Regions from separate parts of the Homo sapiens genome. Here regions 1, 3 and 4 are each linked to region 2. The links are chromatin loops, found by intact Hi-C in ENCODE. Cell type or tissue: heart left ventricle. All regions are shown on one strand. Each heading gives the region's core, and the rest is flanking DNA. Links, peaks and the distances in the headings are about the cores only. Region 1 overlaps LINC01876 (long intergenic non-protein coding RNA 1876). Region 2 holds the start of TRA-CGC3-1 (tRNA-Ala (anticodon CGC) 3-1). Region 3 overlaps GPD2 (glycerol-3-phosphate dehydrogenase 2). Region 4 overlaps LINC01876 (long intergenic non-protein coding RNA 1876).

Region 1 (8,179 bases), core at 1,781-6,780, 200 kb after region 2:
TAAAAAAACTGGCTGGTCGCAGTGGCTCATGTCTGTAATCACAGTACTTTGGGAGGCTGAGGCAGGTGGATCACAAGGTCAGGAGTTCGAGACCAGCCTGGCCAATATGGTGAAACCCCATCTCCACTTAAAAATACAAAAATTAGCCAGGTGTGGTGGTGCACACCTGTAGTCCCAGCTACTCAGGAGGTTGAGGCAGGAGAATCGCTTGAACCAGGGAGGTGGAGGTGGCAGTGAGCCAAGATCACACCGCTGCACTCCAGGCTGGGCAACAGAGTGAGACTATGTCTCAAAAAAATATATATATATTTATATATATAAAAATATATATAAATATATAATTAACATGTATAAAATATATAATTAACATACAAAAATCAGTACATTTCTATACACCAATATATGCCAATAATTAGAAATATATGATTAACATATATATATATATATATATATATATATATATATATAAACTAATGTAGTATTTAAAGTCAGAATGGTGGTCAACTTGTGGCAAGGTGCAGTGGCTCATTCCTGTAATCTCAGCACTTTGGGAGGCTGAGACAGGCGGATGACCTGAGATCAGGAGTTTGATCCAGGCTGGCCAACATGGCAAAACCCTGTCTCTACTAAAAATTAAAAAAAAAAAAAATTAGCCAGGAATGGCTGTAGGTGTCTATAATCCCAGCTACTTGGGAGGCTGGGGCAAGGAGAATTGTTTGAATCCGGGAGGCGGGGGTTTTAGTAAGCCCGAGATTGCGCCGCTGCCCTCCAACCTGGGTGGCAGAGCGAGACTCTGTCCCTCTCAAAAAAAAGAAAGAATAGAGGTGACCATCAGAAACAGGGAATTGTGGTGGGGGCTTGGGACATTCAGGAGACAAGATGGGGTGCAAGAAATACTCTATTTTTGACCTGGTTTAAAGTTAATAGTTTAATTTAGTCTGTGAATACTCTTGAAGCTGTATATTATGATTTGGGCATTTTTAATGTTATACTTCAATAAAAGGTACTTGAAAAATCTAAAAATATATACAAAAACAAAAATATATACAATACAAATTATACTCCTAATAATTTCTTGGCCTTTGGATGAGGTATACTCAAAGAACATAAACAGGTTAGGCTGGCCATGCAAAATCTTAATTAGAAATTAATAATGAGGCAAAGGTAAACGATCTCTGTATTACATCACACCCTTGAGCCTCTCTTTATGAATATGGGTAATTGGAAATTGTTTAGCTATAGTTTGTTGTTGGAGAGATTTTTCAATTAATATTTCTATTAAGTAGGGAGAAAAACTAATTTTGCTTGTAATAAAATATTGAGCTCGAGAATTTCTAACCTGTCTTATTAGATTATTCTTTATCCTTGTTGTTCTATATTTCTTTTTCTCTCTCTCTCTTTTTAGCTACTGCAGAAAAACATTTCTGTTCACTTAATGGATTGCAGCCCTTTTAAAAAAATTCAGATCCATCTGATATTTATCTTGATTTGGATGTCATTCAGAATGTTTGCAATGAAAGAGATTTTCTATATGCCTCTCTAATATCTAGTATCTGTCACTGCCACTAGACTGGTATGCCCTTGGTCTTATCTTCCCTTTTGATGAAATGTTTCATGAGAATAATATGAGATGCATAATGGGCATTAAAAAAAATTAATTTAAAATATTAGGTAAGACTGTTAGGTTTAGACACCAGGTTTATTTACCTAAACAGAAGTAATAACCTGGTGTAATTTTAAATATGATGATTTTTATAAAACCATTAAAAAAGTGATACAGGTGGTAATTAAAGAAACCCATTTGTGATCTACATATTCATGCAAAACAAAATTCCAGAATCAAACTACTACCCAGATGGGGTCTTCAAAGACTGATTTTTGCTTTAGTGCATCTAGAGCATTCAAATATGCATAAAAACTTTTTTATATTGGTTTTTACTGATGATCAAAGAGATGGAGAATGGAAGAGGCAATTTGCCTTTTTTTAGGTAGGTGACTGTAGTGAAATATTATTGGTAATTATAGCATGTATTATACCCAGATGTTAGTTTTTTCCATTCTCCTGTTATACCCCTGTAAACCCACCAAAAGTTAACTTTCTGTAGTGCAATCAAAGAGAAAGGTGGCTAGCTACGTCCACACCCTCAGATGCCTATACTCTGCTGCCTTCTTGAGGTTCACCTCATCTTTTCTCTGGGCCTTGATCATCTAGCCCTTATTTTCTGGAAGTATTGTTATTCAAGGATGTGTGTGTTAACAGAGTTAACTGAAAATCTGGCTGTAAAGAATTTCATGCTCCTCACCTTTTCCGCAGGTCTTTTTCTGACCTCCAGGTTGATAGTCCCTGTTTGTTTCTGTCAGGACTCTCCTCCCGTTTCAGGCTGCTCCTAAACACTCCCTCCACTCCTTTCATTTTTGTAATGTAGAGCAATTCAGATAGGTGTTTGTTTCTCTCTCCTTGTTTAAACTAAGCTCTGGGGGGCTTCAGCATTGAAACTCAAGTGGCCTGTCAAGGTGTCTTACTAAACAAAAGGCCATCCACTCCAGAGAGAAATGATGCTTATTTTTTGGAAGCATAAGTGATTTCAGTCAATTCTGTTTTTCCCCTTCCTGTTACAAATATATGAACACAAAATATCTCAGAGGACATTTCCTTCTCACGATAACCGATCTCACTGGTGAGACACCCTGCCATTGCTTAACTAGGCAGAGTCTTTTCTTCCATTTACAAATTTGCTTACATAAACCTTTCTTAATCTGTGACTGACAACAGTTAGAAGATAATGTCTTCCACCAACTATTAGTGCCAAAAAGCAGAGTAAAAAAGAGTGTTTGTAAATGTATTGTGGAATAGAAAATAATCAGCGAAATGCCAAATCTAAAAATCACTGAATCAGATTTTTATTTTATATGTAAATAAACTATAGAATTATTTAATTAGTATTTATATTTAGCTTCTATATGGCATTCAGATTTGGCGCACACCTATTGTAAATCAGTGATTCTCATTGGCTGAGTAAGATGAATTTCAGACTCTCAAGGCCTATATGTGTGTGCATATGTCATGTGTGTGTGCATGTGTGTGTGTAAGTTTATGCTTGTGTATGTTTAGAAAAAACTTCTCTCTACCATGCACCAACCAGCCACAATTTAATACACACACTTGCCAGTTCCACTGAGAATAACTACTATAATCAACCATTTACATAGTGGTTAGCTCTGAGTCAACTTTTTCTACAATTATGTTCACTGATTGAATTTAGCAATTTCGGTGCAAAATATTACATCATTCTTGGTGCTGACTTCAATGCTTTTAATTATTCTTGGAAAGGATGGTTCTAACTCACTACTCCTAGCCTTTATGTGTGTTAGAAAGTCCAACAAGCAAATACAAACAAAAGCAAACATACAGAGAAAAAAAGACAACCAAGTAGTCTTTATCAGTCCCTTCAGTAATTAAATTTTAAAATTTTTTAAATTTTTCTTTGCATAGGCAATGCTTCCACACAGGACATAGTTCAGAAGGCATTAGAAGGCATAGAGTAAAAAGGTAAGTCTCCCTTCTATTCCTGTCCCCCGCCACTTCCAGGAGGGACAAGTGCTTTAGTTTACTTTTTTTCTTCAAGTGTCTATGTATATGCAGACATATCTATCTATCTCATCTATCATCTTTCTACTTTCCTGTCTGTCCAAAATCTATGCATCTTGTAAAACATTCCAAAGCAATATATTTTTAAAATTGCTCCAAAACGTCATTGTATGGTGTCAGATTTTTTCAACCAGTCTACTACCGATGAATACTTAATTTGTTTTGAAACTTTTGCCATTTCAAACAATAATGCAGTGAACAGCCATATACAAATGTTATTTTGTATATATGTAAATATAATGGAAGGATAAATTCCTAGAGATGAAATTGTTGAGTACGCTGTATTGCTCTCCATAGAAGTTATACCAATTTACAGTAGTACCTGCAATGTAGACCTTATTCAGAATTACACTGTAATTATTATTGTAATTTTATCTTCACCACTATTCTAAAGAGTATATACTATCTTGCTAATGTAAGATGAAGAAATTGATGCTTGAGCTGGCTCATGACCTGCATAAAACCATGCGACATGCCAAGGATTGACAATAGGATTCTGCCAAGTCAGAAGCACTTTCCAACATAGTCTCTGTTTTTCTTAAAGACAAAGGAGAAACCACTATTTTTTGAAGCATCAGGTTGTGAATCTGTTGGCAGAAGCCAGAAGACAACTCAAGGACTATCCTTGAGATACAGTTTTGCTACATCAAAGAAGATTCTGTTCATTTGTCACTATCCTTTAGGTGTATGGAAGCATGTATGAATGTGTGTGTATATATATTTGATATTAAATACAAAAAGAAAAACTTCTGAAGATTTGCTGTGGAAGATTACCTCTGCCTCCTCTTCTGTAAAACCAAAGGTTGGACTACATGATCTCTCAGAGCTACATTCTAAATAGAATTAGGTGAATCAACATAATAGAGTGTGATCTTTCTTAAATGTAAGCCCTGTATGATACATTTTAAAGAGTTTTTTATAAACCGTTTTCTGCTTTAACATGTGAAGACATGATGTTTATTTCTTTCATAGTAATTCAGTATAATTCCTTTCCATTAGGATTATATCATTTCCAAGTATTAGGCATATTAAATGGATGCATATCCAAGAGGGTGTATTGAGAGAGAAGAGGGTGTTTGGCTGTCTGAAATTGTCTGGGCATCATAGCATGCTTCACATGATGTTGCTCGAAATGATACGCATTTATCGTGGTGGCATTTACTTTGTCGTGGCATATGTGCTTTAGAAAAACATACTGATAATTGTGTGATTGGTTCTCTTGCATGTTCCAAGAACGGGTTATAAACTGAGTTGTGCAAAGTACAGCTTGTACTTCCATAGATTTTGCAAATACTGTTTCCATTTTGTCCTTTACCCAATTTTTTTCCCTCTCAAATTAGGGTTTAAAAGATAAGTAAAGGTTTTGGAGGAAGAGTAAAAGTGAAGACCAGAAATGACTCTCTTTTGCTTTGTCTTCCTAATTCTGGAACTCTGTTCATGAGGCGCATTTGCAGAAAAGAGTTTGAAAGCTAATTATTTTATCTCTCCCTGCTTCCAATAATGTGACGTGAAATAACTGTGTGGATTTTACACACTCAAGTTAATACTGTAATTTTTCTACAGTAGATACATCTTTATTCATTTTGGCAAAAAAGGGATTGTTTCTTATTTCAAAAAACATCATGAGAAAAAAACATCTTGGCTATTTCTTTAGATTTATGAAATATTCTGCATTCCTACTATATAGGCAAGTTTATTTTCTCCTCTTATTTAATTTCCTTATGTGTCTTTGGACTCTAAATAAGTTCAGTCCACTGGAGAAATTATAGGTGGGGATGATGAAAGTTTAGCAGTCAAATTAATGAAAGCCCAATGCACCCAGAAAACAAACTTGAGATAAGGAATAAAAGCATAATAGAAAATATTTCCACTTTTCTTTTTGGCTGTTTTCTTGCTTTTTTTCATTAAAAAAAATTTTTTTTTCTGTTCAATTTAAGCGAAAATTCTGTTCAATTAAGCGAAAAAAACAATGTATTTTTCTTCTATGTTTCTCCTAATGGTACTGTGCCTCCAAGAAGAAGAAGAAAATAACTAAGAGATTGACTTCCTTAATATGGTTTATAGGGACTTTATGTATATGAGAAGTAACTTATCTTAAAAATATTCCACATGCACAAAGAAAAACTGATGACTTAGGCTTACCACTTTCTTTCCCTCATCTGACTCTAGTATCTTTTATTGAAAATCTCAGACCTTAATGAAAAACTACAGGTTCTAAAGGTAAAGAAAGAGAAAAAATCTGGAAGGAAGAAAAACATGGCTGACCATACCTCAGATGGGGCAGATGAAGTTGGGATCAGAGAGGGCTAAGTGAAAGCCTAGACTTGCACCCCCACTCAACCACAAAGAGTACCCCCGTGCTTTCTCAGTGGGAATCCAGGACTTTCAACTCTTAGCTATGAGAAGGTCACATATCACACCAAGAACCAGGAAAACCTCAACTTGAATGAGAAAAGACAATCAATAGATACTAACATCAAGATGATACAGATATTGAGATTATCTAATGAGAACTTTTCAATGGTCTTTATCAAAATGCTTCAAGGAGCAATCATAAACAGATTTTGTACAAATGAAAAAAATAGAAAGTATCATCAAAGAAATAAAAGATATATAAAAGATACTAATTGAAATTTTAAGACTGAACAGTACAGTAACCAAAAAACAAAAAACACCAAACCCCAAATCTTAGAAAACCTTACTGGATGAGGTCAGCATGAAAAAGACAAAAGAAAGAGCCAGTGACCTTGAAGATAAAAAAAATAGGAGTTACCTGACTTGAACATGAGAGATGAAATAAATAGAAAAAAAAAGCCTCAAGTACATTTGAGATTATAACAAAAAATCTAACATTTATGTCATCAGAGTTCCAGAAAAAGAAAAGGAAGAATGTGGGCCTGGAAAAGTATTAGAAAAAATAATGGCTGGAAATTTCCCAAATTTGGCAAAAAGATATGAACCTAGTGATTCAACCAAATAGCACCTGCTCCTCAATAACCTATAAAAAGAAAAAATTGAAAAAAAGGAGCTAAGCAAACCCTAAACAGGACAACCCAAAGACATCTGTCTAAGTCATATCATGTCATGATCAAACTCCTGAAAACCAAAGATAAAAGAAGGACTTCAAAAGCAATAAGACATCAGTGACACCTTACCTATAAGGGAAAAGAATTTGAATGATAGAGTATTTCTCATTAGATGCCGTGGAGACCAGAAGGAAGCACCATAGTATTTTTCAAGTGCTGAAAGAAAATGACTGTCAACTCAGAAATCTATACTGAAAATATCCTCAAGGAATGAAGGGAAATGAAGACATTTTCGGATGAAAGAAAACCAAGAGAATTTGTTACCGGCAAACCAACCCTAAAATAGTGGCTAAAACAACTTCTCTAACCATAAAATAATACAAGAAGATACCTTGGAACCCCAGGAAGGAAGAAGAGACAATGTTGAAAGTGAAAATATGGGTCAGCACATTTTATATTTCTTATTCTCTTGAATTTTCTAAATTAATGTTCAGAGATTTCCTCTTTTGGAATTTATTAGCAGTGATCAGCTATTTTATTTAATAGGTTATCATGAAAAAGTTCAGATAAACAGTCTTTTCATATACAGATTCAATAGTTGCAGAGTTCTGTAATGTCAAGTCAAATCTTGATTTTGGAATCCAGGGTTTTAGAGTGGAGGGTACCCTTTGGACTGAAAGGAACCCTCATGTAGGCTAAGTCTAAAGAGGGAACAGAGAAACACACACATGCCCCTCTCATGTGTCAAAAAATCACATTTCCCACAAATCATTTTTGGTTTGAGTAAAGTATACAAAAGCATGGAATGGCTGTCCTTTTCTTTTTCTTTCCATCCTTCTTTCCTTAGCTTTTATTCTCTCTCTCCTCTTTCTCCTTCCTCTCTTCCTCCTCTCGCTCTTTTTTTTTTTATCTCTTTCTTTCTGCATTTCTCTCTTACTGTCTTCTTCCCTTTCTGTATCCTTTCCCCCTTTCATTCCCTTTTTTTCTTTCTTACAAGAGAAAAGAGGCAACAACATTCCACTACAGACCTTGAGCCCAGATTGCCTTTTTGTACAACTCAACAGGTACCTTCTTGGACTCAATCAGCTAAAAAGGGACTGTGGGCATGTAGTATAGAAAGTCATTTATGTTGAAATCTGCTTATTTTTCAAGCGTTATTAATGATTACTGTCCATTATTATTTGTCCATTATTATTTTAAAAAATGGAAATAACTTTTCTGATTTAGTTTTCATGTGACTTAAGTTCTATATATCCATATGATTATTTTTTTCCCATTTCAGTCTGGCTTCTCTGCTTGAATTCCACAGTACTAGAATGAAAAGTAATAAAGTAATGAAAAAGTACAATATAAAATATTAGTGTTCTTTGTGGCCTTAGAGTCATTTAAGAAAACACAATTGTTAGAGTGTAAGATTACTATGAACCTCGCTAAATGAATCTCTTTAGAACATAAACAATCCTTTCGTCTTGCATATCTGAGAAGCCCAAATATGTAATTAGTC
Region 2 (8,179 bases), core at 1,096-6,095:
ATTGTCCCAGATTTAGTCACATACCCATCTCTAAGAAAGTGCAGTGCCAAGGGAAAATATTTGACGAGACCTGTTTTACACACCTGCTATTGTGACAGAGAAATACAGAAAAAGAGGCAAGTTAACCTAACACAAATCTCAAAGTATTGATTATCTATAGAACAGAAGGTTTCTTGTACCAGAAGGAGTTGGGTGGACTGCTGGATGCACATGCATGCAGGCGCACACACACACACACACACACACACCCTTTGAATGCTTTTGGCTACATGTAACAAAATCCTCAACTCAAACGTACTTAAACAATAGAGTTCTTTAATTTACCTAACCAAAAGTCTGCATAAAAAATGTCAGGATGGTGTAGAGCCTTTTTCTATTTTCCTGCTGGATCACCCTCTGTCTTCCTTCAAGTCATAGGATGGTTGGGGCAGCTCCAAGCATTACACCCTCATACAAGGAGAAAGGGTAAGAGAGATCTTCCGTATCATCTTTCCCAGAAACTCCTAGCTGACTATTCTTGCCCTCATTGGCAGGGATTCAGTGAAAAGCACACCTCAGATCAATTTGGAACGAAAAATGAGATAATTGGCTTAGGGCACCACATTTGTTCCTTGGGCTAGGTAAACTAGAATGGACTTTTAGCAAGAAAAAATAAATAAATAAAAAGGCCTTTAGGTAGGCCACTAGTAATGTTTTACATAAGACTTTTTTCCTTGTGTTCTGAGATTTTTTTTTTTTTTTTTTTTGAGACAGGGGCTCACTTTGTCGCCCAGGCTGGAGTGCAGTGGCACGATCTTGGCTCTCTGCAGCTTTGACCTCAGGCCTTCCACTTGAGCATCACCATTGGCTGGTGAGGCCTCATTTTTATTGCCCTGCTCCCTCAGTTCCACCAGCTCATTTTTAAACTCCCTATTTATTTGCCTTTGTTTGTTAGGTTACACGTTCAAAATAAAAACTTTGAGAAGCCCTGAACTAAATAATCTAAGATTCTTTAGATTTCTGAAGTTAGGATTCAAAATTAAAAACAATATTTAAGAATCTCAGGGGCCAGGCACAGTGGCTCACCCCTGTAATCCCAACACTTTGGGAGACAGAGCAGGGAGGATTGCTTGAGCTCAAGACTTTGAAGCCAGCCTGGCTAACATAGCGAGACACCTCTCTCTTCTCTCCAATAAATAAATAAAGAAACAAACAAATAAATAAATAAATAAAATTAGCCATGCATGGTGGTGCACACCTGTAGTCCCCACCATGAAAGTGAGGCCTTACCAGCCAATGGCCCTGAAGCACCTCTGGAAAGGTACATCACTTCAGAATGGGATTTTAAAACCCCATTTCTCCCCCATTTCTTTCATTTTAAAGAATAAACTAAAGTTAGAAGAAGTAAAATGAGTTGACCTTGTTCTTCCACAGGTTATTTAGGATTGTAGTCTGATTCCCTAATTCCCTAATCCCTTCATATCTTTTATGTCTTTATAATTCTGTATTTGTCTTCAGATTTTGCTCTTTACCCACACACTAAGAAGTCCTTAAAGATGAATCTTAATGGAGAAGTCATTACCTTATTTCAGTAGCCTTTTATGATCTTTCTCTAACACCATTCGATTATTCTTAATATATAATGTCCTAAACTACATGCAGCATTTGAGTTTCAATACACAGTGACCTATTCTGTTGTAGGCTGAACGGGCAGTGCTAAGCACTCCAACACTGAACATAATATTGTGTGTTCCAATCTTGCCTCTACGAGCCTCAGCTTCCTAACTCACGGGGTTGAAGTCCATGTGTAGTGTACTTAACATAGCCTGGTACACAGTTACTATGTGTTAGCTGTTATTTTCTCATAACTTTTCCCCAAATTATTCTTGACCAAAGAATCTGGAAATTATTAGGTATTTCCCTCCCAGAGATAAAAAGCCAATGTTGCCTATATCCACAGCCTTTTATCTCGTATTTAGAATCATTTCCATAAATCCATTTCCTTCACTTTATTTTTTTCCCCTCCTATATCTTTTGTTGTATCATTCACAATTTCACTTTCCTTGGAAACTAAGGGTGAAGGATCAGACTCATACTATTAGAGTTAAAAGGGGTCTTAAATGAAGGAAGGGGCAGCTTAGAGAATTCAGGTCACTTGGCTTGAATCATCAATATTTCAAGTTCCCTATGCAAATCACATAGTTCCAATTTACCAATTTCCAAATCATAAATTTGGGTCAGTGTTCAAATTTCTGTTCCCTGTTTCTTTGCCTCTGTTCCCAATTTCTAACAAATCTCCATTATGTATTTGTCTGAATAGGTAAAATAATAAAAGAAAAAAATGGCAGGGGGTTGGAGGGAGAGTTGTTATAAATTATCTAAGTGTCTGAAGATAGGCTAGGTGATTGTGTAATCCTGTGCATACATGACAAAATCTTCATTTGCCTCCTTCACCAAAGAGAGTTTCAGAAGAATCTCATAAAGTTCTAAAGTAGTATAATGAAAATTTTTGTAAATGTTAATGTTTTTCTAATTTTTTATAACTATGTGATTAAAAATTTAATTGCTTTCTCTGTTTTTGAATACACAAATACGTGATTGTTTAGAGAATTACCAGGGTGTAAGTGTCTTCTAGTAAGCAATAGAAAAGCACATTTGCTATAAGCATTGGTGGTTCAGTGGTAGAATTCTCGCCTGCCACGCGGGAGGCCCGGGTTCGATTCCCGGCCAATGCAAGTTTTGACTTCTAGTTTTTTTCTGTGGGTATCATACACAGGAGCCTCAAAGTTCAATAACAGGGCCTTTAAACACTGGACTCATGCAAATAAAGAAGTATTAATGAAAGCCAATTCCCTATTTCACTTTTACTTCGAGCAGTCAAGAAGGTGGTTTCCCTGAGCTTCGCTGATTTTTTTCAGCCCTCCTTTTATATTGTTTTTGGGCGGCCTAGATGTGAGCAAAATGTATGTACAAGTAATGGGGTAAGTGTTCTAAGATACAACAGGAAAGGAGAAAAAATAAAAAGCAAACGTCGGCTGATTTGGAGATGCCGGGGATTGAACCCGGGACCTCACACATGCGAAGCGCGCGCTCTACCACTGAGCTACATCCCCCAGCCGAAAGCATATTTCTGGTGTCCATACTCATTCAGTCTGCTAGCTCTAGTCAAATTACTGTATTAAGATCTTTATTTTTAAAAATTTATATTGGCGAGTGCTTCTGAAATATGTTTCTTCTTTTCCCATACCCACCCTAAGTTGTTTCCACTGTGCATTCAGACCTCGCGCAACGAGCTGGCAACGAAACGCTCACCTGGGACCAATGAAGCCTCACTCCAGAGCACTTCTGCTGGACGTCGGGAGCCTGGGATCCTGGAGGGATCCGGTGCCCTGCGCGGCCACAGCGGCGGGACTCCCGGGTGCCCAATGCCTGCCGGAGCTGGCACCTCCCCAGGCTTATTGCGCAGGCAGCGCAGATCCAGGAGGCCGTGGTGTGTCCGGCCTCTGGCTTTGCTGCCGGGTAGAACCCCGGTCCAAACCTCGAGCCCGGGCCCAGCGCTCGGGCCGCGCCGCGAGCGTCGCCTCGGGTGCTCATGGAGACTGGTTCATGGAGCAGAAAGGTGGAGACCTTCTCTTTGCACACGAAAATGTTATGGATTTACCTGAACACTCTTCACCCCCGAAAATAAATGCACATCTCAGGAAAACCACGTGTTCACACCAAATCCCCATACCTTGCTTATGTAAGGGTTACAGCCAGATAACCCCTTGCAGATAAAAATGATTTGCAGCTTGCTCTTCATTTTCATGAGGCTCAAACTGAAAGAAAGAATATGACACCACCACCCTCCCTGTAGCTTAGTCATATATAAACTATGATAAGATCGGGGCAGGGGACTTGCTCCAGGTAGATTTTTTTTTTCTCCTTTTGATATTCACACCCTGGGCCAGTCTTAACGGATTGGTAAGTGGTGATCGTAGTGTAAGTCATTGAACATCTCCTTTGATGCCTTCTGAACCCTCTCTAACCACTAATGGTACCCAAGCTCCAAATTAAAAGACCTACCCTGAGTCCTGTTCCCTCTGAAATTGCCTCTCCAGTTGGCTGAGTGCTAGGTAAATCGATGTGCTGACTTGCAGTATAGTCAGATGAGGTGTGTTTGACTTTTTCAGGTGTAGTTTAAGCTGATACCACCCCAGCCTGGTGAAAGCTGAGTGGTGGAAGCCTCAGACACTCCGATGGGAGCAGGGTAGAGATCTGGTGTCGAGGTAGCTGGGTCACCGTCACTTCCAGCTGACCTGTAAGGCTGGCCCCAACAGGTAGCACCGTGAGGGCCTAGAATTTCCACTCCTTCAGTTGCAGAGCACTCCCGATAAATGACCATTTGGTCAGCAAGCCGAGAGCCAGAGCAGAAAACAGAGATTTCAAAATCATTCTGAGCAAACCACAAGTTTCACAATCAACTTCTGAATTAAAAATAAATAAACCATTGTGTTTGCTTACAGTAATTTAAACAAATAATGGCTCATAATTGAATTTTGGTTTAAACTAGAACAGGACACAGGCTGATCTAATTCAAATATAATACGCAATGTCCAAGAGGACAGTCATTGAAGAGTTCTGCTCTACCAAGCCTGAACATTTCCAAATCACCCTCTGCATTCCACCCTCAGGCACTAGAACATGAGCATCTTCAATTGATTCTGAATCAGGAAATGGGGACACAGTCATTTCTCTACCCAATGCATATTTAAACTATACTATTCAGTTCATTATGAGGGAAATATGGCCTCTGGCGTCTTCAACTTTGTCATCTTTTTGGGGATCCTCTTCCTCATGTTATGGTTATTTCTCCATCACCTGAGGCCTTCCATTTTGGGGGCTTTTTTTCTCAGGCAATTCGGAAATTTCAGAGCCCAGAGAAGATCCCTTTTAAATGTCCACTCCCATTTCAAGAGTTCAGGCTATGTAGGTGCATCTGATAAAGCAAATGAGGCTGATCTCTAAAACCAACAGAGGACGTAAAGTTGATTTAGAGCTCTAAAGCCAACAGGGGATGTGAAATTGCTTTACTGGCATACCTTAATCAAAAAGGCTCTCACTTAGTGGGTTTTTTCAGCCACTATGGCTGATGGGAGAGGTGAAGCAGCAGGTGCACTTTTGGATTGGGGGCCTTTTCAGGAAAGCTTGTTGGATCCAGCTCTGCTCAAATATGTAAAGAGGATGACCAAATGATATGGTTTGGATCTGTGTCCTCACCCAAATCTCATGTCCAGTTGTAATCCCCAGTGTTGGAATGGGGTCTTGTGGGAGGTGATTGGGTCACAGGGTGCTTTCTCATGAATGGTTTAGTACCATCCTCTTGGTACTATCTTCTGCGATAGTGAATGAGTTCTTGTGAGATCTGTTTAAAAGTGTGTGGCACCTTCCCCCCCACTCTCTTGTTGCTGCTCTGACCATGTGAAGTGCCTGCTCCTGCTTTGCCTTTCATCATGAACGTTGGTTTCCTGAGGCCCATCCCCAGAAGCTGAGCAGATGCCAGCATCATACTTCCTGTACAGCCTGCATAACTGTGAGCCAATCAAACCTCTTTTCTTTAAAAATTACCGTCTCTGGCCAGGCGAGGTGGCTCATGCCTGTAATCCCAGCATTTTGGGAGGCTGAGGAGGGTGGATCACCTGAGATCAGGAGTTCGAGACCAGCCTGGCCAACATGGTGAAGCCCCATCTCTACTAAAAACACAAAAATTAGCAGTGTGTGTTGGTGCGTGCCCGTAATCCCAGCTACTCAGGAGGCTGAGGCAAGAGAATCACTTGAGCCCAGGAGGCGGAGGTTGCAGTGAGTGGGGATGGCGCCACTGCACTCCAGCCTGGGCGACAGAGCAAGACTCCATCTCAAAAAAATAAAAATAAAAATAAAACAACAACAACAAAAAATACCATCTGTCAGGTATTTCTTTATAGCAATGCAAGAATGGCCTAATACACCAAATGTCGAAAATTATGGAATATTTAAAATCCAGTTCTATCATCTATGCTCCCCACATCTCTCTTGGTTAGAGACAGTCCCCTATTCTCAGTCTGTGTCACACACATATCATTCACAAGGTGTGATGATTAATATTAGGTGTCAACTTGATTGGATTGAAGGATGCCTAGATAGCCGGTCAAGTATTGTTTCTGGGTGTGTCTGTGAGGGTGTTGCCAGAGGAGAATAACATTTGAGTCAGTGAACTGAGAGAGGGAGACCCACTCTCAATGTGGGTGGGCACCTTCCAATTGGTTGCCAGTGCAACTAGAACAAAGCAGATGGAAGAAGGTGGGATAAGCTGGCTTGCTGAGTCTTCCGGCTTTCATCTTTCTCCCATGCTGGATTGGACTTCAGACTCCAGGTTCTTCGGCCTTTGGACTCTTGGACTTATATCAGTGGTTTGCTGGTGGCTATCGGGTCTTCAGTCACAGACTGAAGGCTGCACTGTCGGCTTCCCTGCTTTTGAGGCTTTTGAACTTGGACTGAGCCACTGCTGGCTTCTTTCTTCCTCAGCTTGCACACAGCCTATTGTGGGACTTTGCTTTGTGATTGGTATGAGTCAATACTCCTTAATACACTCCTATATATATATCCTATTTGTTCTGTCCCTCTGGAAAACCCTGACTAATACACAAGGATTGACCTTAAACCCCCTTTTGAAGCAGGTGACATCTACCTCTGGCACTCTTTTCACATTTCTTGCTTCAGCTCCTGGCACTTTTTGTCCAGGAGGTGTTGAGCGTCCTTCCCTCAGAGCTGGGTACAAGTCAAAATGTTTTTTCCCAGTCCAGGTAGTGGTTTTTACTCTGACTGTACATTAGACTCACTGAGGAAGGCTTTGAAAAATGCCGATGCTTGCTTGAGCCTAAACCAAGACCAATTAGATCAGGATCTCTAGGGGTGAGTCCAGGCATCAGCATCTTTTTAAATATATATATACATATATATATATATGTATATATAATTGACAAATATTTAATGCATTCAGGTGTTCAACATGATGATTTGATATATGTGTTCGCCGTGTAATGATTACCACAATCAAGTTAACACATCCATCACCACCTATGCTATACATTAAGTCCCAGAACTTGTTCATCTTATAACTGAAAGTTTGTACCCTTTCAATTTCCCCATTTCCCCCATATCAATAGTTTTTAAACTCTCAGGTGATTCCAATGTGCAGCTAAGGATGAGAGCCGCTGCTTGAGAGCTGCTAGCATGTCCACATAAGAAACTTATTATTAAGCCAGTGCTTCTCAGCCTTGGCTGCATGTTGGAGGTACCTGGCAAGCTTTAAAAAAATACTGATACCTAGATCCCACCTGCAAATATACTTACTTAATTGGCAGCTGTTTTGAAAGGCTACCCAGGTGATTCTAATATGCAGACAAGGTACAAAACCACTGCATTTGAGCACATACTTCCTCAAATTCTTCATTGAATGCATGAGCACTTGAGGCTGCCATAATTCTGAAAGTGGAAGACTTCTGCCCAGAGCTCTTTGTACTCAGGAATTTGCATTGCTAGAAGGTGAAAGAAGCTTACTCACTCCAACTTCTCCTATTTTTTTTTTTCACATAAAATGAAATTGGTGGAGGCAGGTGTTCAAGTGCGAAAAACAAGTATTTCTCAACCTCATGCATTCTGTCCCCCCCCACCCCATAATCATATTACATGAATGAGTTCCTCAAGTAGGCTGTCCCTGATGATTCGCTGGCCATTAAAAAGGCTCAAGAAGAGGCCAGGCATGGTGGCTCATGCCTGTAATCCCAGCACTTTGAGAGGCCAAGGTGGGCTGATCACCTGAGGTCAGAAGTTCAAGACCAGCCTGGCCAATATAATGAAACCCCGTCTCTACTGAAAAACAAAACAAAACAAAAAAAACCCTGGTATGGTGCTGGGTGCTCGTAGTTCCAGCTACTTGGGAGGCTGAGGCAGGAGAATCACTTGAACCCAGGAAGCAGAGGTTGCAGTGAGCCAAGATCGTACCACTGCACTCCAGCCTGGGTGACAGAGTGAGACTCTATCTCAAAAATAAAAAAATAAAAAAAAAAGGTGGGGGGCAGGGCTCAAGAAGAAACAAGGAGATGGGTGGGGAGGAGAGTCATCTACACCTGGTCTCAGGGAATTCCAGTACTTGTGGCTTGCTGGATGAAAAAGGACTGGA
Region 3 (8,179 bases), core at 1,887-6,886, 190 kb before region 2:
TTAGTATATGGATTTTTAAAAGGTATAGGTAATTTCCTATGCATCTTCAAGTTTACTTAATGGAAGCCTGGATGTCCGTGTAAAGTCACGTTGGATCTGATGACATATTTTTAATGGCATTACTTACTTGTCCTAACAACTGAAAGACTTTTTTTTTGGTGGGGGGCGGTGGTGGGCGGTGGAAATCTCTCTGGTGCTCAACTAGAAACATCCTGGGGGTGGTAGGAGTTTTCATTTTCAAAGCTATCGCAAGCCAAAAAGACTTACTGAATGCCACTACGTGTCAAACCTGTTTAGATTCAAAATATTAACTCCCCCCAAGTTATTGAGTTTTATATTGACAAGATGTTCCACTTAGTTGCCTATCTTGAAGAAGAAAATAAGAGGCTTGCATTGATTTGAGAACTATCTCTCTGGTTAGGTGCTTTTGTGATTTTATAAAGATTGAACTTCCCAGGGTTAGTTAAAGAATAATATGGCCCTGATAAATCACTGATATGCAGAAAAGGACCAAATCTCTGCATTTCTGAACCACCAAGGGGTAAAGAAAACAGGACAAGCCTTGTCTTACCCACATGCCAAAAATCAGGTTACTCAAACTATGTAGTGATAATGACCGCTGAATATAGCATAAGTAAATATTTGTTATGGGGCCTACATGGTATGAATGAAAAGGACTTATTCACTTTACTTTGGACCCTTCCTTGGGTTTGAACAGAAAGTCCGACTGATGAAATCTCAACACTTGGTCCTAGACCAGCAGACTGCTCAAGGAAGAAAGCACTAGCTCTTGTAAGGTCAGACCGGGTTTGGGCCAATCAGTTGCAGAGAGGTTGTTCTTCGAAGCACTGCTGGCATTTGGGAGTTGCTGTGACAGGCTACAGGAAGAGATTTCATTCTTCTTTAACTTGGTGGCCAGCCTGCAAGCTACTGTGTGAGTCCTTTCCCCCTAATCCATACTGTTCAGTTGCCACGAAAGCTTGTAAACAGGAGCCTCCATCAGTTACCTCAGAGTGGTCTGAACAAACTAACATCATAACAAGAGTGTTTATGGAAAAATGCTTAAGCACTGAAGCAGAAAGGGCTTAGCACTGATCAGACCTCTCTTCCACCTTTATTCTTCACTGTTCACATTGAAATGCAAATATCAGCGCAGGGTTTCCACTGGCGTGCCACTCACAAATTGAAAAGCAGTTTTTATCTATGCAAATGTAAGCATGGTAATTGAAGTTAATCAATCAATGCTAGCTTTCACTAAAACCTTGAACATGATTGAATAAAGTAATTATCATTCAGCGAAAATGATGAAGTTGTAGACAGCATGAACCTTATTAAAGGAGGATTTTGAGTCACAATGGCTTAATTTAGCTAACAGCCCAGCCTTAGCTCAAGCAACATACTACTCTTGCTGCCTAGAATTGTTTTACGATTAAAAAACAACAACAACAATAATAATGGGGGTGGGGGAAGACGAAGGTAAGGATAAAGTAGGGGCTTTATTATTTTTATAGTGCTTACATTAATAAAAAGTACTTGTCATGCTAGAAAAGAGAAGCCATAATTAACATCTTTTAAAAAGCTCTGAACAGATCAGTGAACAAAGATTGCTATGACATTTTTGATATGCCCAACAGCAATAACAGCCTCTTAATGCTATTATTATATTTCTAACATAAATGGGTGAAATAAAGTGAGCATCTCAGAAGTTTTAGTAAAAGAAACACAAAATTAGAAAAATATTTTCATGTGCAAAAGGAACCTATTGAGATTTTGCAAATCGAATGCTAATCTCTTAAAAGCATGACGTCGAATATAATGTGTATTGTTTTTATTGGTTTACAGGAGTTTCAATAATAAAACATATGCTATGTTTTGCACAGCCTTTCAAATATTTCATTTTTTTCCAGAGTGCCATATATTCAATTACTTGCTTTGATTTATAAAAAACAGTCCACCAGAAGGTGTTTTACCTTTAATTCTAGTCTATTTTTTTTTCCAGTTTCTCTAAACTCTTATCTATTTTTACTTATGACTTAAATGCTTTTCTTTAAAAACAAAATTATTTTATTTAAGCCAAAGTTTAGTGTTATTGTTGAAAAATCATTTCAGGTAGTGTAAGGGAAATAATGCATCTCTGGAAAATGTAATCAACAGTTAGTGTGTAACATAATGTAAACTGATTATGGAAAGAGGTTCCATTTAGCTTTTTCCAATGTATTTTTGAAAAACAAGGTTAACTAGCAATATTTAGATTAGAGTCGCCCAGCAGGATATGGTGACTCTAAAGAACCTACAGTAATTCTATTGGATTCAATTAGATTGAAAAAATTAAAGGTCTGTAATCTTGCTAATATTATTGTACACCCTTAGGGAAGTCATTCCCTCCCCCAACTCCATTTTGGTTGATGCATTTCACATTTAGTGTATTTTGAATAACAGTTTACGGGATTAAAGCAGCATTCCCAACTGTATTGCAAAAAAATCCCCCCTCCCTTTTTCGGTGGTAGGGAGATATATAGTGCTAGGTATTTTCTTCTAACATACAATGTCTCCATGTATCCAAATCTCTTAAAGCTTCAGTACGTTCATATACCATCACTTGTATCACTAATAAATAAGTAGGTGACAAAAATAAATTCCAAAGTTTAAATAAGTAGTGAATGGATTATAGTAAAAACAGTTACAGGATTTTTCCAGTACATGTTTTCCCTGAATGTAATTGTCCTGCCTCCTACTATTTAAGTAAAAGCAATCTGCTTATTTATTATCTTCTATGCCATCCACAAAGCACTTAAGTATCACGCTGTGGCTACTGTGGTAAAGTGACATTAGAATGCTATATAAAAATAGTTAAATAGAATCAAAATATCATTTTTACTTGGATAATAATGTGCATTAAAAGTATGATATTGATTGTTTACCTTAAATGCCCTAATAGCAGCAAATTATTCATTTCTGACCTTCTGTGATTATTTCCCACTGCAGGACCAACCCAGGACAAAAGTTAATACATCTCATTTTCTTATTTCTACTCAGGTGTGTCAAACTAACAGTAGCAAGAAAGACCACAGGATAGAGAGGAGACTGTCTTTATTTTTGACCCTTCATTTTCTGCAACAGTCAGGAGTTGACATATTTTGGATTAAAAAGAAGAAAAAATTAAGCAATCATGCAAATCAATTACCAATATATTCACAAAAGATCCAAAGTATATAGAATATTTGCTTTCTTATTCCTAGGATTCATATAGACTAAAAAGGATCTGTATATAAACAGTAAATATTCTATCATCAATGCACCATTTGCAGAACTGCAGAGTATCAAATAACTGGATAGCTAGGAAGTTAAGGTGCTGTGAAGTATTACAGCTACTGTTTTTCTAACTGCTGAAAGCACCAAGACAATACAAAGTTTTGTTTAGAAACAGTTTTTCCCTTGCTACCTTGTGAATCAAAGGAAACTCTTAAAGTCCAAATGCTTGCAATTTAAAATCTATTTGAAACAAATCAACACTTCGTATTTTTGTTCCAAGATGTGTTGCTCTCCCAAGCTTTCCCTGCTGAAGGTTTTCTATTAATTGTACTCTCAGTCCAATAGTGGGTTCTCTGACTCTAGCCTTCACTTGTCTACCATAGCTGTGATGGTTAAAAGCTTCTCCAGTTTGTCACAGAGTTTAATATGCACCCTACATAATTATGCAGGATTCACTGTGCTATCAAACTGCAATTCAAATTAGTTCAGGATTAAAGGCACAGAACAGTACTGCTTCCTTAATTGCATTGTACTGTGCTGATCACATTCAAATACCCATTACTCATTCCCTCTGTGGAGCAATAAGTCAGGGGGATTAATATTCAGGCAGGTGACAGGGCCAAGCCATTAAAAGGCAGTTATGCAGAAAGCATGGCTGGTTTTATTCACGTTAATGAAATCAGTGAAATGAAACTGTAATAGATTTATCAAAGCTCAGATGGATTTGCTGTAAATCAGTTTGATTCAAGCAATCAAACTGGACAATAGAGATAGTTTTCAGCTCTAGCAATGGGTGTCAGAAAGCAGCATGTGAAAAGTGCTGATATTCTTCATGTATGGATTTGATATCCACCTCATGCACAGGCCTATTCCCAAACCACTGCTGCTAATTTTTTTGTCTTTTGAACTAGGTGCCAGTGGCTGATAAAACATACAGCATATCGTCTTAATACAGCACTTACACTGTTTTTATTCCTCATTTTTAAGTCCCCCAGAACATCAATTCTTTCCAATTGCTGGCAGAGAAAAAAGGAAAGTTCGACAGTGCACAAATTGGCATCGCTGTCCCTCTACTTCCCAGAACAGGAATGCAACTTTGGCCAGGGTGACTCCGCACAATTAGTACGAGCTGTGCTACACCAACATGTATGCAAAGGGGAAAATGGTCAGATAACAATTTCCAACAGTAATGGGATGATGCAGGAGCCCTGAGAAGCTGAAAATTTACTTTTGTTCTGGGTTTAATGAAATAATTTGGTATCCATTAGAGGGCAGCATAAGAACAAAAACTAAGCACAGCAAGGGACGTTTCCCCCGCAGATTGACAAGCACTTTTCCTGAGGTAAACTTTTTCGATGTACTAATATTTTACAAGTGTAAAGCCAATGAATGGAGAAAACTAAGTAATGAAGAAGATGGGAACGCATCCTACTGTTAGAGAAAAATGACACCAAGGACAGCATATGCCAATTTAGCTTTAGGGAGTTTTCAGGCCATACATTAACTCCTTCCACACTCCACCTGTTTTTAGGGTTAAAATAGAAATGCTCCTTTCTGGAGCTTAATGATCTTGTATTTTGCAGACAATGTTTCTGATGGAATTACGATGAATTGGGAAATAGTGATCACGTGTTTGTGTTCATAAGAAGTGTATCATGAACTGTGGCTTATACTAAAACTACTCTAATTGGTCCAATTTTTATTTATTAGAAACAAATTGTTGAAGAACTAATGCCAGTTTTTAATGATCCAAAACAGAAATAAATGTTCTAGTCTATTACCGTCCTATATGGAATAAGTCAATATTAAAGCTAATTAACCCTTTTCAAAGGCATTTTGTCCCAGGTTTTTATTTAATGGTTCAGTGCTGCTTCAAGCATGGATCAAGCTGGATAAGCTCCATTTAAAAAATGGCCCATTTTGAAAACAGTTTAGCAGCTCACTATGACAACTATATTTATCAGGATAAACTTGACTTTTTCAACTGTATAAATAAGTGACCACAGTTTCTTAAAAGATCCAACAATAAAATAGATGATGGTTTCTTAAAAGATCTGACAATAAAACAGAGATTAAGGAAAATAGCCAAATCTCTTTAGTAACATTATAACATTATAAAAACTGATTTCATTTATTGCTTTTTAAAAATATTTAGCTTTAGAAATATTTTCAGGTTTTTACTTTTGGGGGTATTCCTAATGGGGGTTCAGGGTGGTCCCCATATAAGTTATTTCATTCTAGGTCACATGTGAAATGAAAACCTAAGATTTGTCCTTTTTGGAAGAAGCCATGATTTTTTAATAGTGTTCAAACACATAGTGCGAAGCACATACTTTTCAGGCCATAAATGACTACTTTGACATATGAAATCCTATGAAAATTATATACATTATTTAAAGAATTTGGCACTCTTCCCCTTTGCTATACTAGCAAATCACAGAATGTACTTTAATATCAAGCTATTTTTGACTTATAAAATAGATGATATATTTTGTACATGAATTAAATTCTTCACAGTACCAGAGGAATTAATTTTAATGTTATGAAATTTTGATTAGCCTGCTGTAAAATCAGAATTGTTTACCGCAAGTGTCTGGGTTCTGACTCTTATAGTCTTTCCAAACAGATAATGAAATGAACTGGGAATGGGGGTGGGGGGGCGGCAGAGTAATTTATGAAAACATGGTACACCATAATTTTGCCATTTGTCTGCAATAAGGATGGCAAATGATTCATGGGATAAAATGAAATATTTCTCACTGTCATTTCAATGGATCTAAGATTTACAGCTTCTCAACTTGGATAGGAAAAACTCTGTATGCAGAAAAATGAACTGTAAATCAATTAATGATGGAGATGAAAAACAAAAAATGATATTGAAGCAAAGGTGAGAAAAATCTAAGCAAGAAATTAAAAGGGAAGACGTGACTATTTACTTTGAATCTTTGGAGGCAGGAGGTAGCAGAGAGGGAAGCCTCTGTTTAAGAGGGCATTAAGGTCAGGTTAAAGAATAGTGATATGTTGATTGAGGTCATTACGTTTAGATCACTTAGACAAACAATAAGATAGCTTTTAAAGCAAAATCAGATATGCCTAAATTGGATTTAAATAATAAATTTAGATCTAGTTTTATAGTATAAGACTAAAACAAATAAAGAAATTCTGTGGTTATGAAAGATTTGCCTCCAATTCAAGATTGTCCTTAACCAAAACTATTATTTTATAGGCACCAGGGCCAAAGCATATACATATATATGTATTTCACACCTCCCAACTGCTTGGTACAATGAAGGAAAGCTAGCAGCAGCAAATGAAAAAACTGATCCTAGGCTCTACAGGAGTCACTGTACTTGGAAAAGGAGAGCAGGGATGTCTGCTGTAGGCACAGACCATGGGCATGAATGGCTCAGAAGCTGGTGGAACTAGTTGTAGTCTGGGCCATGCACTAATAATCAAGGTAGGTACTATGAAACTCAATCCTCCCACCTCCTCTACTGAAAGATGATATATTACCTATGACTACAGCATACAAACCTTAACCTCCCTAGATTGAAGCAACTCCAATGTGAATACAATTAACAGGGAACCCACGGTAGGGTATGCTGAGCAATGCAATTCAAATGCCAAATGTGGAGAACAAAGATGGTCCTGATAATTCTGCTAAAGTAGTATTTTGCTTAGATCACATGAGTCTTATTATTCTGGACCAGGTATTTAACAAAATATAAAGATATCTATTACTTTTTGCAAAGAGCTCAGGACCCACAGGACTACCTCTGGTATCGTCAAGGCTCAATACATCATGTTCTGTGCCTGTATTTCACAAGTTAGGCAGCTAATTAGAGACCTAAAATACAAAACACATGCACAAAAAGCTCATCATCTCTGTCTCCTATACAGAATTTGTTTCACTATGAGGGTGCCAGATCAATTTAAAACTTTTGTTGTTTCCTTCCTTCATAAGTCAAATGTCATCAGGTGAAATCTGATACCAGGGACAGTACAGTGTTGATAAAGATAGTAAAATATTGATGCTAGTATCATATTTTTTTGATGACCATAAATTTTATACAATTGGGAGCAATATTTTGATAAATTAGATATTAAAAAATTTTAAAGCACTAACAGATTTGATAAGCTAGATCAACAAAAAATGTTTTAAGCTGCCATGTATTTTTTTCCAGGCACTGAACAAACAGTTTATTGTTCCAAGTCTGTCTGGGAGCCCTTGCTTTGGGGTATTCTATACGATTTCAAAGAACCTTCAGAAGCTCACACATGCCTTTGGGCATGCAGAACCAGGAGGCAGCACATCTAAACCACAAATGGAGAATATACTCCATCTACGTGTGTAAATTAAACCCCATAAAATAACATGGGCATTATAAAATTTGTGTTAAAACTGATAACAGCTTTACTGATTTACTGACAATGAAAATATATAGCATTTTTTTCTGTCAGAGCATTTATCAACACTTGGCAACCCTGCACTAACTTGACATGTAAGATGATCAAAATGGATTATGTAATCTTTCCCATTCATTTCTATTGATTTTAGTTATGATAAAATTCATCAGTGTGCCTGGGAACGCTTAGGCTGAAAGGCTCTGGTAGATTTAAAAAAATAAATAAATAAATAAGGAAATAAAAGGAAAAAAGAATTCAACTGAGTTGTAATAGGATGAATGTAATTGTAGAATAGGATTGCACAAATACAGAAGTCATGCCCTAAAGGCTACAGCAACAAATTAATACAAATAATTCTGGCAGTCTTATAAAATTACATCTATCTCTGTAGATATTTCACTTTTGTGTCATCAAAAACACAGTTTGTAAAAATATTTTCAAACTTTTTTTAAACTTCAACAGTAATCAAAGTTATCTGACTGCAAGTAACATCAAAATGCTAGCAAATAGACCATTTTAA
Region 4 (8,179 bases), core at 1,213-6,212, 210 kb after region 2:
GGTAAATTTTTTGTTTATGAACAAGCCTTGTTAGAGTAATGAAGGTGTAATTTAAGGAAAAATTAACACAATTTCAGTACACCTTCTTCTAGAGACTCTCTATAAGCAAGGTATGAGGCAAATGATCAAGCACACTGCAGATGCTTTATTCCTTCCCTTTAGGAGAGTACTTCAAGAAACAAATACCATGGGTTTATCTACTTATTCTCATTTCACAGCCTAGCTCCAAAGACTGACTTTTTTTTTTTTTTAAAGCAATGCTTAGTGCAGCAGTGAATTTTATACCAGCCTTATAACTAGGAAAGGCTTCCAGGAGAAGATGAGAATTGAGGCCTAGGACATATGCCTAACTGTTAGGGAAAACACTCTATCAGAATATAAAGCTAAAATAACTTCACAGGGAATAGGGTTGTGGAGGATTGAGAATTAATAGATGAACAAGTAACTCTCTGAGTGTTTGAAAAATTATATAAGAAGAATGGAGCCCAGCTGTTCTACTATACTTTATGAAGGCCAGACAAGAAGGAATGGACTGGACTTGAAGCAAGAATTGACAAAGGAGGTCCTTAAGTACTGGAAACACTTATGAAAGGACCTCCTGTACTCGTCCCTTCATACACACATACACAGGCAGCTGTTAATGTCAGTGCCTGGAAACCAGGCTGCAAGACCTTTTAAGGCCCTTCACAGTTTTACAGAAATTTGAAAACTAACTGAATTGGGTTATGTGACTCCATGAACAAAAAATTCTAGTAAACTATTCTGCCTTTCCAAACCCAAGTTCTTAAAGTTCTTTCAAAACAGTCAGGATATGCATATTATCACTGGAAAGACAGCCTTCAAAGACTTCTTACTTTCTCCTGCAGTGAAGCAAGTAGAGGGTTTACAGTTAATATGCAGACATCTGGCCATTTGCAATTAGCAGCATCCACTCATTTATTCATTTTCTTTTTAAACATTCATTGAGTGGATATTTAACTAATAAGAGTCTAATTTCAATGAATAAAAGAGAATAAAATGTCAAAGTATATGCAACTTCGTACATGTAGATATACATTTTTTTATAAATTCAGATTATTTCCCTCTTTTGTACACAGCTTAGCTCTCAATCTCAGTTACTGATAAGACTGAAGAGAAATGAAGATTTATTATATTATATATAAAGTTCTATGTTCTAATTTGTTAACATATTTTTTAAGCATTGCCTATTTCACCAAAATGACATTGAAAACAAGATTTTTACTTGGTGGATACTAATTAGTGCTTTCTTCTATGTTAGACATTAAGCTGCTTTCAATTTTTCATTGCAATAAACAATCCTTAGAATAGAAACATAGTAGGAGAGCTTCTAAGCCAAAGGGTAGAAACATTTTTAATGCTGCCAGATTGCCATCCAGAAATTCCATCAAGTGTATGAAACTGTCTTTTTCATTGTAACTTACCAACGTTGACTGTTAACAGTATAGCACTTAAAGTTTGAAATAACATTAAATGGTTTCTGATTTGAACAGGACTGATGAAATTATTTAGAAGTAGGCATACTATCATGGATGTATGGGATTATTTTCCAAGATTTTAAATTAAAAAATTCCTTTAAAAATGTCTTCGATTTGGCCAGGCGTGGTGGCTCACGCCTGTAATTCCAGCACTTTGGGAGGCCGAGGTGGGCAGATCACGAGGTCAGGAGATTGAGACCATCCTGGCTAACACGGTGAAACTCCGTCTCTACTAAAAAAATACCAAAAAAAAAAAAAAAAAGAAATAAAATTAGCAGTGGTGGCGGGTGCCTGTAGTCCCAGCTACTCGGGAGGCTGAGGCAGGAGAATGGCGTGAATCCAGGAGGCGGAGCTTGCAGTGAGCCGAGATCGTGCCACTGCGCTGTCCAGCCTGGGTGAGAGAGCGAGACTCCGTCTCAAAAAAAAACAAAACAAAAAACAAACAAACAAAAAAACCTTCCATTTTACACATTCACATTCATTCACTAATTTGACAAATATTAACTGCCTAGTCAATAAGTTCCTACTACGTGACAGGCTTTGACCTCTATTAAAATAATCGATGGTGAAATTTCCACGGTGTACGGGTCACTATAATATCTTGCCTAGTTTACTGTGCCAGCTTTCCTTGCGTTCCCCTGGATTCAGTCTTCATATTCATCACTGTGATGGTTAATTTTATGTGCCAACTTGACTGGGCCACAGAGTGTACAGGTATTTGGTCAAACATTTTTTCTGGGCATCTCTGTGAGGGTGTTTTCCAATGAGATTACCGTTTACATGGATAGACTGAGTAAAGTAGGTAGACTGCCCTTCCTAACATGGGTAGTCCTCATCCAATCAGTCGAAAGTCTGAATAGATGAAAATACTTACCTTGGTCTCCAGCTTGCTGACTCACTAGACGAATCTTGGGATATGCCATAATTGCACTAGCCAATTCCTTATAATAAATCTCTCTCTCTCTGTCTCTCCACACACACACACACACACACACACACACACACACACACACACACACACACCCTATTGGTTCTACTTTTCTGAGAAACCCTGACTAATACACCCACTATAGCTAGAGTGATCTCCCTGCAAAAATCTAATAATTCCACTTTCCCACTTGAAACTTTTTTACTGAGTTTCCTTTGTCTTGCAATAAACCTCAGGCCCCCTAACGTGATTTTTTTCATGACTTGGCCCCTGCTTTCCTCTCCCTCTTACTTCTTTAAAAATCTCCCTTATTTGCTACACTCTATCCATATCATAATATTTATATTTCCTCGACCGCTCTTTATCACGTCTCTGGGCCACCTCTCATGCTGTTCCAGCTTCTTAGTCATGTTCTCATCCTCTTTGCTTCCTCTCATTTCTGTTCGTGTTTTAGTTCTCAGCTTACATATAATGTCTTCTAGGAATCTCTTGAAATCCCTTAAGTCTAGTTAAAGTTTCCCAGCTACTTTCCCCATGATAGTACTTGCTATATATATATATATACCATAATTGCCTATTTCCTTACTTGACTTTTGTATTGGCATTGAACCTCTGAAGGCAGGAATGTGTTTACCATTTTAAATCTGGAATCCAGCTTCTCTCACAGTATCTGGCATAGTCTAGCTTCTTAATATGTTCTTGTTAAATAAATGAATAGAAGCAATTCATGAGATTTTAAGGTTTCCTTTATTAGCTATATGAAATCATTGAGGTTTCAAATAAATTATTTTTTCTTGATGAACTTAGTAACTCTTTGGACAGACAGAGTCATGATGATGGCATTGCTCACAATATTAGATGAATGTAATTGAGAAAATTAGCCACCCCTCACTCCCCATCTAGTGGATAGATTATTTAGGCACAGTGATACAGTGCATACTGCCTTCCCAATGACTCTTTTCCTATAACCATGGTTTATATCAGTGATTCTCAACCGGGGACAATTTTGCCACCTAGATGACTTTTGCCAATATTTGGAGAATTTTTGATTGCTATGACTGCAGAGTGGAGGTGGGAGCTGTTCTCTAGTGGATAGAAGCCAGGGGTGCTATTAATTACTCAACATTGAACAGTGCAGCTCCCACAACAGACTCATTGGGCCCAAAATATCCTTAAGTCTGAGGTTGAGAAAACCTAGTTATATAAATTTGGAGAAAGTTTATGGAAGAGCAAGCTGTCCCATGTGATTGTCATGCTATAGTTACCTGATACCTGTGGTCTTCCCAGGTTACCGCATATTATTTGACCATAGAAAGAAAAACAAAGGAATACGAACCAGGCAGCCAAATGATATGCTGTATTATTGCATGGGAGCTGTTTTGGTACTGTATTTTAACTCATTAACATTTAAAAATTGTTATGTGGCAGAAAAATAATTATGTCCTTTTAACTGTTGAAACAGAATCCATTTTTCCAAGCATACTTTTTTTTAAGGACATATTGCTAAAACACCAACTGTTTTACAAGTACAGTAATCACATTGCTGTTGAGTTTATTGTGTTTTGTTAGGACACACTTTATAGTGTGGAAAATGCATTTTAAAGTAATTCTTCTGGGCACAGTTAGGGAAAAGAATAGAGGTAGGCTTTATTTTTGTGGGTGAACAATTAGCTGCATAGTGACCCCCTCTGGCAGATGAATGGTGCAGTGTAGGTGGTTTCTGGAAAGTTTGGCATCTGAATCTTTCACTTTCACTTGAAGAAATGAGGAAGATTAAGAAGGAAAATGAGAAATAGAGAAAACTTAAGGGGCTCTCAATACTTCAGTCCCTTTCAAGAGAATAATTTATTTTGTTCATGAACAGTAGTAGTTCTGTTGTGGCCTTTCATTTTCCACATCTATCACCCTTTAAGGCACTGGTCCTTAATCTGTTTTTTATGGACCTACATGTCTTCATATGGAATTTTGGGAGGTTTCTGGATCACTGTAAACATATGTAAATTTGGTGGGTATGGAAATTCAAAAATTATTCCAATGTGAGGTGTTCATGCTTTATCAGATTCTCAAGGGAGTCATGACTACACAATATTTAAGAGACAGTTCTTTAGGAAATGCACACGTTCCACTGCAAATGGGACCTGGAAGTTTATGTGGCTTTAGGAGAAAGTGCAGAATGTTTAAAAGGGAGCTGCTTAATCACTAAGCAACAACTCCTCTGTTTGTAGACCTGGAGTGAGATATCTGGAACCTAAGATTTGTTTTGCTCTTTTTATTCTATCTCTATACAAATGGTCCGGGAGGGTCTCAATCTCTACACTAACAGGTGACTTCCAGACCTCTGCTTCTCTGTTACCAAAGATGAATTGTAACTCTTTTGATTCATTCAACTCTGCCTTCACCTAATTTTTCAGCCTGGAAAATAAATTCATTTACATTAATATGTATTTTTCTTATGAGAGATTTAGTGTAGTTTGGGATTAAATATAAGAAAAATGTATACATAATAAAAGAGTGCAGTGTAGCTTCATGTGTTCTTGCTACATGAGATAATTCTGGTCTGGTCTTGATTATAAAAGTTGCCTTGGGCTCACTCATATGCTCCTGAAAGGGTTAAAGCTGGCCTTCTTCCAGCTTCATGTGGCCAGGAGCACTACCGTCTTTCCACATCATCAGCCTGTGTGTGGAACAGAGTGGGAGGGCATCAGTGGCTCCCAAAGTTTACTTTGGAAACATGCAAATTTTCTTTCTTCTGTGATATAATTGAGCAATAACTGGACATGTACTAATCCCCAATTTCCCTTTCTTTAGAAGTTGCCAGTTGTGTCTGACTCTCTATTTTAGTGTAGTTTGAAGAGTCACGTTCACTAGACTGCCCACTGTGGGGGTGGGGCAAGGCAGAGAGTCTGCTATGTTATTAATATAATATTTTCCTACCCTCGACATTTCTACGTCCTTGAGAGAAGATTATGTGATTTAAGTTTGTATTGTCACAATGCAGTGAGGGTTTCTAGACTCATATATAGATAAACTCTGATCATCAGAATAATAAAAGATGGCAAACTTATGTTAAAACAAACTATGCATCCTACTATGAGTTATATTCATTGTGAATTGGAGATACTTATTCAGTGCTACACTCAGGAAACTTTTCTCTCATATTAGTTCCTGATTGTAAATTATGGATTTACAATGTTAGATCTGTGAAGAAATTGAAAAATATAAATATTAAATGATGGGGTTAGTATAGTGCTATATTTTCCTCAATACCTTATTTAGATTTTTTCAGAGAATGTTGGAAAACCAAGTACCATATTATTCAATGGTCTCACATGGAACTGAGAATTAAGTATGTGTCACTAGGGTGAGACCTGGATGCAATCTTTCTTTTCAATTTTAATATCTTTCAAAAAATCTTTGCTTATAAGGACCATGGTTCAGAAAACTATATGGCTCATGTAAAGTGTGAGAAGACTTTTGTGTTTAAAAGTGATTTTAGCTATTTAGCTTAAAACAACATTGGAGCTTGGGAGAGAACTCAGTTCAACTTTTGCAGGTGAGGAAGCACTTGGGAGCAAAGGTTAACTCAGGTTATAACTGCATTAGCATCCACTAACAAAGTATTAAGGCTCCACATTATCCTGGTCGTTCTACTGGGCATTGCACCAAGTTGGTTAAACAAACACAATGGGAACCACACCAAATTATCTACTTAAGGCCAGGAACATGCCCCTTTGACGTATAATTTACATCAGTGAAAGTAGCATATCAGTACCGTGAATATAATTAAGTGGCAGCAGTAGTAATAGTACTCACAGTCCTTATTTGGGGTTCAAATTGATTTAAGAACACATTCTTCTTTTTCTTTCTTTTTTTATTATACTTTAAGTTCTAGGGTACATGTGCACAACGTGCTGGTTTGTTACATATGTATACATGTGCCATGTTGGTGTGCTGCACCCATTAACTAGTCATTTACATTAGGTATATCTCCTAATGCTATCCCTCCCCCCTCCCCCACCCCACAACAGGCCCTAGTGTGTGATGTTCCCCTTCCTGTGTCCAAGTGTTCTCATTAGAACACATTCTTTCAAACTGTATTATTCTTAAACTACTTCAGCCTAAGGAAAGCCTTTTAGAAATATTCTTATTTTCAATGTTTTAATTTCAATGACTGTTCTAGGTATTTACTGAGTGCTGACTATTATATATATATATATATATATATATATATATATATATATATATATATATATATATAAAATATATCTATATATGCTGCATAGAAACTGGTAGCATGTGGAACTTGCTCTCTTACAAAATAAACTGGAAGACAAAACATATGCTATGAAAAGCTAAGTAAAGTAAGCATTTTAGTTTGCTAATTAAGATGACAGTCTTTAAGATAACAATGCAAGACGTGTGACAAAGCTAGACATGCTTAATTGTTACAGGATTTCAGAAGAGGGAGAGAGAAAGCTTCAAGCTATGGTAGAGATAATTCTATTGGTGCAGGGTGGTAGGATTTGAGTTCACTTTTGAAGAGTGTGGATTCTCAAATAGGTGAAGTAGAGAAAAGTAGCCTTTCTAGTATTAGAAGAGCTTGAGCAAAAGACATTGCACAATATGCTTGGAAGACAGTACAGAAAGAGTTCAACCGTGGTGAAAGGTTTCGAAGGTAATTCAGCCAAAGTAGGTTGGATACTGACTGTAGGAGACCTTGAATGACAAGCTAAGGAGTTTGCAGTTTAGCTTCTGTTCGACTCTGGGCCACTGAAGATTATTCAAATGCCCTGTGCCTGGTTACATTCTTTTGATAACCTTGCACATTCCACTCTCTCCTTTTGGTATAGAAATGTAGACCCAGAGAAAGCACAAAAATCACTAAGTTAAATGAAGGTAGGACTCGAGGCTAGCAAGAAACAACAACGAAATTTATTTTTCCTAATCTAAAACAGGTTGATAGCATATCCTTTACAGGAATGAGCTAACTATGGGTACACTGTTCTCCAGCAATCGTTGTCTAAACACACCACTCCATTCACCGAGGTCTCTTGTGTGCATAGTGCTGGTCGAGGTGTTTATTTTAGCCCACAGTTAACTGCACGTTGCACCTGCTATCAATCACCAGTCATAGGTGTGTCTCTTCATTGCCATTTAAAGGTCTTCTGAAAGTGAAATATATATTATTTCTCTCCTTTATTTCACAGGCAAAAGTCCTTGTTTAGAGCTAGAAAGGGATGCTGACTTGAACTATTAACATTCTTTTAAGAATTACCTCCTAATTTGAAAAAGTCAATAACTGTTGGTGTTGCTCAAGATTATAATTTCACCTCAAAATAGAAGAATCAGTGTTTTTATAATGACAAGGACCAGATGGCCTCATTACTTAATAATATTGGAGTTTTCAAAAACAAGGAGGTAGATTCTACAGATTATAATCTAGTGAGTATGAAGTTACTTTAAGCAAAAATTCTAGAATGACTCATTTAACTGTAGTTTGTGAGTGTTTCGAAGATGAACCCTTGATCAATTTTAGCTAATATACTGGAAACAGCTTATCCAAGACTGATCTCATAGACTGTTTTCTTTTATTAAGATCTTCTTTTCTGCAATTCATTTAGTAATTTTATTTTTTTGACAGGGTCTTGCTCTGTGACCCAGGCTGGAGAGCAGTGGTGTGATCATGGCTCACTGCAGCCTCAATCTTCTGGTCTCAAGAAATCCTGCTGCTTCACCTCACAAGTAGCTGGGACTA

What was found. Peaks named below come from ENCODE experiments on the same cell type or tissue, not always from the same donor. Only the 100,000 strongest peaks of a DNase experiment are listed, where the experiment ranks them.
Region 1: a loop joins it to region 2, with 2.1 times the contacts of the local background. A loop is called at or near these places in 2 of 110 quality-filtered maps.
Region 3: a loop joins it to region 2, with 4 times the contacts of the local background. A loop is called at or near these places in 26 of 110 quality-filtered maps.
Region 4: it touches region 2 in a loop (3.0-fold over the local background); 3 of 110 quality-filtered maps call a loop at or near these places.

The regions. Positions count from the first base shown.
Region 1 is chr2:156,200,753-156,208,931 of GRCh38, reverse strand. The region is part of intron 1 of LINC01876 (long intergenic non-protein coding RNA 1876); the gene reads left to right. Among named protein-coding and RNA genes, the nearest start is that of LINC01876, 50 kb to the left of the region's middle. In heart left ventricle, for the core only: no CTCF peak of the experiment used is centred there; no DNase peak of the experiment used is centred there.
Region 2 is chr2:156,395,682-156,403,860 of GRCh38, reverse strand. It overlaps TRA-CGC3-1 (tRNA-Ala (anticodon CGC) 3-1), which reads right to left and starts at 3,092; the gene lies at 3,021-3,092. It overlaps TRG-GCC2-2 (tRNA-Gly (anticodon GCC) 2-2), which reads left to right and starts at 2,644; the gene lies at 2,644-2,714. It also overlaps a transcript of GPD2 not described here. RefSeq lists silencers at 2,525-2,574, 2,615-2,724 and enhancers at 3,245-3,414, 3,845-3,914. In heart left ventricle, for the core only: no CTCF peak of the experiment used is centred there; DNase peaks (open chromatin) are centred at 2,680, 3,060 and 3,400; H3K4me3 peaks cover 2,121 bases; H3K27ac peaks cover 1,569 bases.
Region 3 is chr2:156,586,144-156,594,322 of GRCh38, reverse strand. GPD2 (glycerol-3-phosphate dehydrogenase 2) reads right to left here. Exons shown (of 17, transcript NM_000408.5): 17 at 7,920-8,179. Among named protein-coding and RNA genes, the nearest start is that of LINC01958, 76 kb to the left of the region's middle. In heart left ventricle, for the core only: a CTCF peak has its summit at 4,521 (motif pointing right); no DNase peak of the experiment used is centred there.
Region 4 is chr2:156,188,651-156,196,829 of GRCh38, reverse strand. All of the region lies in intron 1 of LINC01876 (long intergenic non-protein coding RNA 1876), which reads left to right. Among named protein-coding and RNA genes, the nearest start is that of LINC01876, 62 kb to the left of the region's middle. In heart left ventricle, for the core only: a CTCF peak has its summit at 4,121 (motif pointing left); no DNase peak of the experiment used is centred there.